2 separate regions of the Homo sapiens genome follow, and region 2 is linked to region 1. A link is an interaction called in ENCODE POLR2A ChIA-PET data of the cell type or tissue named here. Cell type or tissue: K562. All regions are shown on one strand. Each heading gives the region's core, and the rest is flanking DNA. Links, peaks and the distances in the headings are about the cores only.

What was found. ChIA-PET counts read pairs that join two places held together with the same protein. Peaks named below come from ENCODE experiments on the same cell type or tissue, not always from the same donor. Only the 100,000 strongest peaks of a DNase experiment are listed, where the experiment ranks them.
Region 2: POLR2A ChIA-PET joins it to region 1 with 5 read pairs; 8 of 35 experiments call an interaction of 5 or more read pairs at or near these places.

The regions. Positions count from the first base shown.
Region 1 is chr1:211,636,637-211,641,026 of GRCh38, reverse strand. NTRAS (non-coding transcript regulating alternative splicing) reads right to left here and starts at 1,219. Exons shown (of 3, transcript NR_131925.1): 1 at 1,138-1,219; 2 at 667-808. In K562, for the core only: no CTCF peak of the experiment used is centred there; no DNase peak of the experiment used is centred there.
Region 2 is chr1:211,501,925-211,506,314 of GRCh38, reverse strand. No RefSeq gene overlaps it. Among named protein-coding and RNA genes, the nearest start is that of RD3, 12 kb to the right of the region's middle. In K562, for the core only: no CTCF peak of the experiment used is centred there; a DNase peak (open chromatin) is centred at 2,564; H3K27me3 peaks cover 2,738 bases.

The DNA of each region.
Region 1 (4,390 bases), core at 309-4,308:
CCTGGCTCAGCCTTCCGAGTAGCTAGGACTACAGGCACGCGCCACCACGCCAAGCTAATTTTTGTATTTTTAGTAGAGATGGGGTTTCACCATGTTGGCCAGGATGGTCTCAATCTCTTGACCTCGTGATTCGCCTGCCTCAGCCTCCCAAAGTGCTGGGATTATAGACGTGAGCCACCACATCCGGCTGAGGATAGATCTTAAGTGTTCTCATCTCTCACACACACAAAGAAGAAAATAGTGACTGTATGAGGTGATGGATATGTGAATTAGCTTGATGGTAGTGATCATGTCATAATGTGTACATATATCAAAACATCAAGTTGTACACCTTAAATATACACAATTTTTATTTGTCAATTATATCCCAATAAAGCTGTTTTTGTCTTTTGTTTTTAAAAAAAGAGTTCAAAGTTCTAATACCTAAATTACTTTTCCAGGCCTGGTTAATTCCCATTCTCTTGCCAGTAACTTTTAGTAGAAAGAAGGACAGTCTCCCCTCTCCCTTCCCAATCCTCCCCTCCACCCTAGCCCTTGTCCCAATACAGAGGCTTTGATGAGTTCTGCTCTGAAGTGCCCAGTGGTCAATAAGCACCAAGAATCCTGACCCAGCCAGGCATTATCTCCCGGCAGGCTTGCTTTTCACCAAGGCCTCCTGGTACTCACATGTTGAAGTTATTTTATCTTGCCTTCAAAGCTTGTAGTGATCAGAGGTATTAAACTCTGGAGCCAACAGCTAATATTTGTTGAGCAAAATCTCATGCAATCTTTGTAGCAGCCCTGTGAGAGAGGTTCCCCCGCTATCAGCCTGATTTACAGAACAGAAAAGTCACTTGCCTGAGATTACACAGCAAGCCGAGAGGCTGAGATTCAGATTCATACATCTGACTCCCGAGTGCTTGGGTTTAACCCTCGAGCTCCTGTCTCTTGGCAGACCCCGTGGATCAGTCCGCTAAAGTTGACCCGAGGAATTTCCCTCCTTCACCTCTGAGCTTATATCCAATCCTCGATCTTCAAGTTTTCATCACTCCTGGGATATTTCCCTTTAGAGGCAGCTGATTCACAGACCCATGGAGTCAGAAGTTTACATTTTACTGACAGATCAATTAGTTCCCAAGGGAGGATGTAGAGTCCTACCTTGCAAGAAACCCCAAGGACCAGCAGGTCTCTCTGCTCCAGTGTCCCTGGGCCCCTTGTCAGCCATGGCCAGGGTTGGGACAGGCAGAAACCAGCCTGAGAAAAGCACGGAAAACAATGTCCAGTGCCATGATCAGGGGTGGGTCCGGTGGGCTGCTTCCTGGCATGCTGATCTATGCTGGGGCTCAAACATCACTGGAGCGAGTGTGGAACCAGATGACGCAGTTCCTATGCACGTCTCCTCTCAACTGTGATGTGAAACTTGGTCTAGCTTCTGCCAAAGAAAACACAGCCATTGAGTAGGAATAAAATTTGTTCCTGGTCCACTCATTTCTATTGAAAATGTTCTCACAGGCTGCCTGGTACAACTTTTCCTGAAGTGGGCTGTGCCATGACAGGAGCTGTTTCCAGGGAATAAGTGGTTTATTAACTGAATTTAAAACACTTTGAGAGGCTGGGTGTGGTGGCTCACGCCTGTAATCCCAGCACTTTGGGAGGCCGAGGTGGATGGATCACGAGGTCAGGAGTTCGAGACCAGTCTGACCAATATGGTGAAGCCCCATCTCTACTAAAAATACAAAATTTAGCCAGGCATGGTGGTGCATGCCTGTAATTCCAGCTACTCAGGAGGTTGAGGCAGGAGAATCTCTTGAACCCGGGAGGCAGAGGTTGCTGTGAGCCGAGATCGCACCACTGCACTCCAGCCTGAGTGACAGAGTGAGACTATGTCTCGAAAACAAAACAAAACAAAAACAAACACTTTGATGGGTTGAGTTCCGTGGCTAATGCCTGTAATCCCCACACTTTGGGACACCAAGGCGGGAGGATTGCTTGAGGCCAGTTTGAGACCAGCCTGGGCAACATAGGGACACCCAGTGTGGTGTTATGAAATAGATTGGTTTTCGTCCAAGAGGGTTCCTGGCTCATAACTCCCATAGCCCTTGTTTCAGTCTTTTGTTAGAATGTTGGGTGCATTAGGCCTCAGGGGCAGCCTCTGACCTTCTCCCTAGCTCTTTTCACTCTAACATTCCCTCGCCTTTCTGATTGTGGATTTTAAGACTCTCCCATGCAAGGGTCCCACCCTATGCCCTGGGGGAAAGAATGCTGATGTCAAGAAGCTTCCATAAAAGCTCAAGAGGACAGGGTTCAGGGAGCTTTTATCCGGATAGCTGAACACAGGGAGGTTCCTGGAGTGTAGCGCCCAGGGAGGGCATGGCAGCTCCACACTCCTTCCCTGATACCCCGCCTTACATGCCTCTTCGTTTGTATCCTCTGCGATATCCTTTGTAATAAACCAGTAAATGTAATAAGTGTTTCCCTGAGTTCTGTGAGCCGCTCCAGCAAATTAATCAAACCCAAAGAGGGGGCCATGGGAACCCAAACTTGAAGCTGGTCAGTCAAAAGCTCTGGAGGCCTGGCCTTGCAACTAGTTTGTGTGGTGGGGCGAGGGGGCAGTCTTGGGGGTCTGAGCCCTCAACCTGTGGGGCCTGACACTGTCTCCGGATAGATTGTGTTGGGACTGAATTAGAGGACACTGGCTGGGGTCTACTGCTTGGTGTGTGGGGGAAAACCCTCCATATTTGGTCACAGAAGTCTTCTGTGTTGATGATTGTTGTGGTGTGACAGTTGACAAAAAACACAGAGAGAGCTTTCACTATGCACTCTGTCTCTACAAAAAAAAAATAGCCGGGCATGGTGACATGCACCTGTACTCCCAGCTCCTCAGGAGGGTGAGGCAGGAGGATCGCTCGAGTCCAGGAATTGGAGACTGCCATGAGCTATGATTGCACCATTGGTGAATGCTGGGTGACAGAGCGAGACTCTGCCTCTAAAAAAAAAAAATTAAGGCCGGGCACAGTGGCTCACGCCTGTAATCCCGGCATTTTGGGAGGCTAAGGCGGGCGGATCACCTGAGGTCAGGAGCCGGAGACCAGTCTGGCCAGCATGGTGAAACCCCGTCTCTACTAAAAATACAAAAATTAGCCCGACGCAGTGGTGCATGCCTGTAGTCCTAGCTACTGGGGAGGCTGAGGCTGGAGAATCACTTGAACCCAGGAGATGGAGGTTGTAGTGAGCCGAGATTGTGCCACTGTGCTCCAGCCTGGGTGACAAAGCAAGACTCCATCTTAAAAAAAAAAAAAAGAAAGAAAAAAGAAGACAAAACCACTTCGATGTATCTCCTCTTGTTAGCAGTGTTGGTTGTGTACTGCATTAGCCAAGGGAGGGCTAGGCTGTGGTAACAAAGAGATCCAATACTGATGTAGGGCAGGGACCAGCAAACTTTCTGTAAAGGGCCAGAGAGTAAATAGTTTAGGTTTCGCAGGTCATATCTTCTCTGCTTCAACTGCTCCACTCGGTCCTTGTAGAGTGAAGGTAGTCATGGACAATATGTAGATGAATGATCGTGGATGTATTCCAATAAAATACTATTTACAAAAATAGGCAGCGCGAGTGTTTGCCCACCCCTGCTGCAGCTTAAAGATGATAATTTCTCTTCTATGTAACAATGGTGGAGTGAGTGGCCCTAGTTTTGGGCACAGTTGTTTAGGGATCCAGGTCCCTTCCATTGCAAAGGAGGCTGGGAGATGTGGTCTGGTTGTGTGTCCAGGAAGAGGGAAGAACGGATGTTGGCAGATGGCCCACAGTCTCTGCTTCCCCACCAGCTTCCATTGTCCCTGCCCCTTCTCACTGCCTCCTTTTTTTGTGCAGGTGTCCACTCTGCCCCACTCCCCCATCCCTATGCTCCTCTGCCTCCCCCTAGAGCCCCTGTCCCAGATAGTGCAGGGGCAGTTGACTCTACTCCTCTTTTTTTTTTTTTTTTTTTTTTTTTGAGACGGAGTCTTGCAGTGTCCTGGGCTGGAGTGCAGTGGTGTGATTTCGGCTCACTGCAACCTCTGCCTCCCAGGTTCAAGTGAGTCTCCTGCCTCAGCCTCCTGAGTAGCTGGGATTACAGGAGGCCGCCACCACACCCAGCTGATTTTTTGTATTTTAGTAGAGATGGGGTTTCACTATGTTGGCCAGGCTGGTCTTGAACTCCTGACCTTGTGATTCACCCGCCTCGGCGTCCCAAAGTGCTGGGATTACAGGCGTGAACCACCGCGCCCAGCCGACTCTACTCCTCCATTGGGGTTGGCCTGATGGGTCTAAAGGTCAACACAGGCCTTTTGTTACAGTGATTGGGGCAGGCACCTGGGCCTGAGCCCAGCAGGGCAGAGCATGCTTCCTGGCCACAGGGATGATTCAGGAGTGAGAG
Region 2 (4,390 bases), core at 262-4,261, 130 kb after region 1:
GATGTTTGAGTGGAAAATGGGGCCAGGTAATGAGGGCAGGTGACTTCTGTTGCCATGTTTACCAGCTCAGGTGCCTTTGGGGACTGAGGGCCAGGCAAGAGACGCACAGCTGAGCCTTCTGAACAGCAGCGATAGGCTCTCCCTCAGGTGTGCTCCGTGACACCTGACTTCCACATAAACAGGTAAGAGTCTCAGGGGTCAACAGATCAATCTGAGCAGTGCAATTGACCCTGCTCTGCCCCCAGGCCCTCAAACACAGGAGCTGGGGGTGGTTGAGTTTGCTCCAGTGAGCTATGATCAAGGAAGAGCTATGGATGTAGGAGGTGAAGCACCAATAGGATCCTGATGTGAGGGGGGTGCTGTCCCCCAGAGTCCATTCTTGGTTGACTCAGGTGCCCACTGGGCAGTTCTGTGGACAACAGGGCTCCAGGTCAGGGTGCATGGGGGTGGGTGTGTGCCAAAGGATGGCTCCATTTCTCAAAAGGAATGTAAATGGAGCCCTGGCCACAGGTCCAAACTCCATAAGAACAAGGCTTTCTCCTCTGTTCCATCAGCCCCTGGGGATGTCTGTCTACCTGCACCAGATTCACAGGTGATGGCTCCGGGTCCCTGGTGTTACACCAAGGACCTGGCCTTTAGGATCTGCCAGTTTTAGCTCCAATATATCCAACAATGACTCCCTGAACTTCAGTTTCCTCCTTGACAAAATAAGGATAGTAAGAACACCAGCATGGGGTTACTGTGAGAGCTAAATGGGTTGGTGTGTGCCAGTGGCCTTGCAGAGGGTCTCAGAAAGAATTTGGCCCTTTCCTCTCTCTTCCCATTAGAGAAACCGAGCACCTATGTAAATGACATGAGTGTCTGTGGAGAGGTTGTAGACTCACCTTCAGGAGCCACAAGGCTCCTAGATGTGTGAAGTAGTAGGTATGAGAAGATAAGGAGGGGACAAAGCAGAGACAGCATCCCAAGGGCATTCAAAATAGAAACCTTCAAAGCTATGCTGGCCAAACAGCCCAGGAAGTGGCCGCCAGCTTCACTCTGTGTCCCTACATTTATGTCCCCACATTGCTGGGCTTGCACAAGCAAATAAGAGCCTGGGTGGACAACAGTGGAAGCATATTAAACATTCGGTAGGCTGGGCACGGTGGCTCACGCCTGTAATCCCAGCACTTTGGGAGGCCGAGACGGGCGGATCAGGAGGTCAGGAGATTGAGACCATCCTGGCTAACACGGTGAAACCCCGTCTCTACTAAAAATACAAAAAATTAGCCAGGCATGGTGGCGGGCGCCTGTAGTCCCAGCTACTTGGGAGGCTGAGGCAGGAGAATGGTGTGCACCCGGGAGGCAGAGCTTGCAGTGAGCCAAGATAGCGCCACTGCACTCCGGTCTGGGTGAAAGAGCGAGACTCCATCTCAAAAAAAAAAAAAAAAAAAAGAGCCAGGGTGAATAGCTCCCCAATATTCGAGAGGATACTGGGGATATGTCCTAGCCTCTCCTGCCCCATTTCTCACAGCGCACCCAGATTGGACCCTTAAAATAGCATTTCAGGTCGGGCGTGGTGGCTCACGCCTATAATCCCAGCACTTTGGGAGGTCGAGGTGGGTGGATCACTTGGGACCAGGAGTTCCAGACCAGACTGGCCAATATGGCGAAACCCTGTCTCTACTAAAAATACAAAAATTAGCCGTGTATGGTTGTGCGTGCCTGTAATCCCAGCTACTCGGGAGGCTGAGACATGAGAGTTACTTGAGCCCAGTAGGTGGAGGTTGCAGTGAGCTGAGATCGCACCACTGCACTCCAGCCTGGATGATAGAGCAAGACTCTGTCTTAAGCAAACAAACAACAACAACAACAACACAACATTTCTCCAGCCAGAGAGCAAAGCCTCTTTCTGGATGTACACTGTCCGAGGCCTCAGAGCTTGGTCTGGGGGTTTGGTGGGTGGTGGGGACCTTGACTCAGCCTCTCTCCACAGCCAGAAGCCTGCCTGGGGGACAGGTCTGGCTCTCCTCCAGGGGGACCTTGTTCTGAGATCCCATGCAGATCCTGGGGAAAGGGATAGAGAGGGACTGAGGGAGCCGTTCTTCCTGCTGCCTCTCCTAGAGGTAAGGTCTAAACTGTTGGGGTAGCTTTTGTTAGGACTAAGAAGACAGAGGCTATGGGTTCTGCCCCTGAGCATCCCAATGCAGCCACACGAAGAACTAATTCTGGGGTACCCAAAACTGCACCTAGCTGCTGCTTATTTAGGGGATATTCTGAGCAGGGCACTGGACAAGATGCTTCCCAGACTTATCTCCTTTAATGCTCACAACAACCCTACAAAGGAAGGTATTATTACCTCCAAATTATAGCTGAGGTTCAGAGAAGTTGGGACACAAACCTAGAATCACACGGCAAACATATGCTAAATCTAGATTTGAACTCAAAGAGGTGGGTCTCCGAAGAGCCCCACTCTGTATCTGTAAGGCCTTCTGCCTCTACGCCAGGCTCCCACAAGGGTGAGAACTGCTCTGTGCAACACTTCCCAGATATCAAGGAGCAAACAGTTCCTGAGGCTTCCTGAACTCAGAGGGTAAGCCAGGAGAGGGCAGGAGCTGTGTTCCACAGATTAGATTAGTTATTCACAGCTCCAGCACCACAGGAATTTACCCTGCCCTCCTCACTGGGCTCTGGGGCGGGAAGATGAGTGTTCGTGAATGAAATGGACCAAAAGATGTGAAAGTGCTCTGTAAGTTGGTGGCTGCTGTGCAAATGCAAGATGATTGCAATTTATGTTTCCTCATAGGCACAGCGACTGGACTGATAAATTACGAAGTTGGATTTGCAGAGGGTTAAACACTTCTTTGGTGAAGTAATTAAACAGATAGGTCAGGTTCCAGAAGTATGGTTGTATAGAACTTTTTCTCCTCCAGTACAGTGAATACCAAATACTTTGCGTTAATAGTTACACTTTCCCCAGGAGATGTTTCCCAACTTTAAATCCAAGAAGAGGCTTTTGTACTTGCAGATTTAAGCATTATGTGTTGTGTCCTTTTTGGCTTGTTAAGAAAACCACAATAGGCAGGGAGTTCAAATTGCTCTACCCTTTGAAGAAACGTACAAGTTCAAAAGAAACTGATTTTCTCTGAGCTTCATATATGTCAAGAAAATAGGCGAACTCTGGAAGTGGGGAAGCTGCCAGCTAGAAGGTAAATGAATAAACTCCTCTATTCCTTGCAGAGTCCTTTTTATATTATACTCTGGATTTAAAAAAAAAAATAATTTGAACATTTGAAAAGGATCCCAGCACACATGCAGTCATTTTTCCACCTGGGGTAATAAGTTAATTCCACCATGACAAAAATGTTTTCTTCTGTGACCCTTTCCTCCCTGGCTCTGTCCACCTGCATACAGTGGGTGCACCATGGGGGTTCTGCTGTTTTTCACAGGATGGGAAGCTAGAAGCCAGTTTTGTCACAAGTATTGTCTCGTGGCTGCATAGTCTGGGATATTGATGCACTGTACTTTCTACGTGGTTCCTCCATTGTTGGACAAAATCTAGTTTTTCCATTTCTGTTTCTGGTTTCCTCCCCATGAGGTTTCCAGCGACTCCATGTGGAGGCTAAATCAGCTCCATCTTGGAAGCTGACATGCTATCTTGACTTCTGATTAACCCCTGTTCCAGGAATGACTCTAAGATTTCTACTTCATCTGCTGTTACCTTAAATCCTGCCCTTAGGTCAAAGCAACCTTGACCATGAATCCTGCCCTTAGGCAGACTCACATAGCATTCTTGCCTTTCCCTGAGGGGTCAACTTCAATTGTCCTACACATTTCTTCCCTACAGTAGATAAGTCCTGGTTTTGGGGGATAATGGTGCAGGGATCCACTGTTCCTCTCAACGCTGCCTGCAACGTGGCTTCTGTTTGTAAGTCCCTAATAAAATAAACGTTTCTTCCTGAGAAACTGGATTTGTAGGCCTCTTTCCTGGGTCTTTGGGGGTAGGTTTGCACAGACCTGCCCACCGCAGAACACCAAGCATCTGGCAGCTTTCACAAGCACTTAGCTTTGGCCCAGAAGTGAAAGAAGCCTCTTGCCCCAGAGAGAAGCATGGGTCACCACCGGTTAAGCAGATGGTTCTGTTCTTTCTTCCTCCTTGACAGGTTGTTTGGCAAGCAGAAAGAAGTTAAGATGCCTTCAATTTATCTTCCAGGAAAAGAGCTAAGGACACTGGTGAAAGGAACCCTGGAGAACCTGCCGCTGCCTTCTGGCAATTTCCAGCAGCCAGCATGGGGTCTTACACAGGGAGGTGCCCAGCCTCGGGGACATGCAGTGACATCCCACTCACATCCCCTGGGGTCCCCCCTTGCTCAGCCCCCCAAGAACAAGCTGTCATTTAGAAGACTGCCAA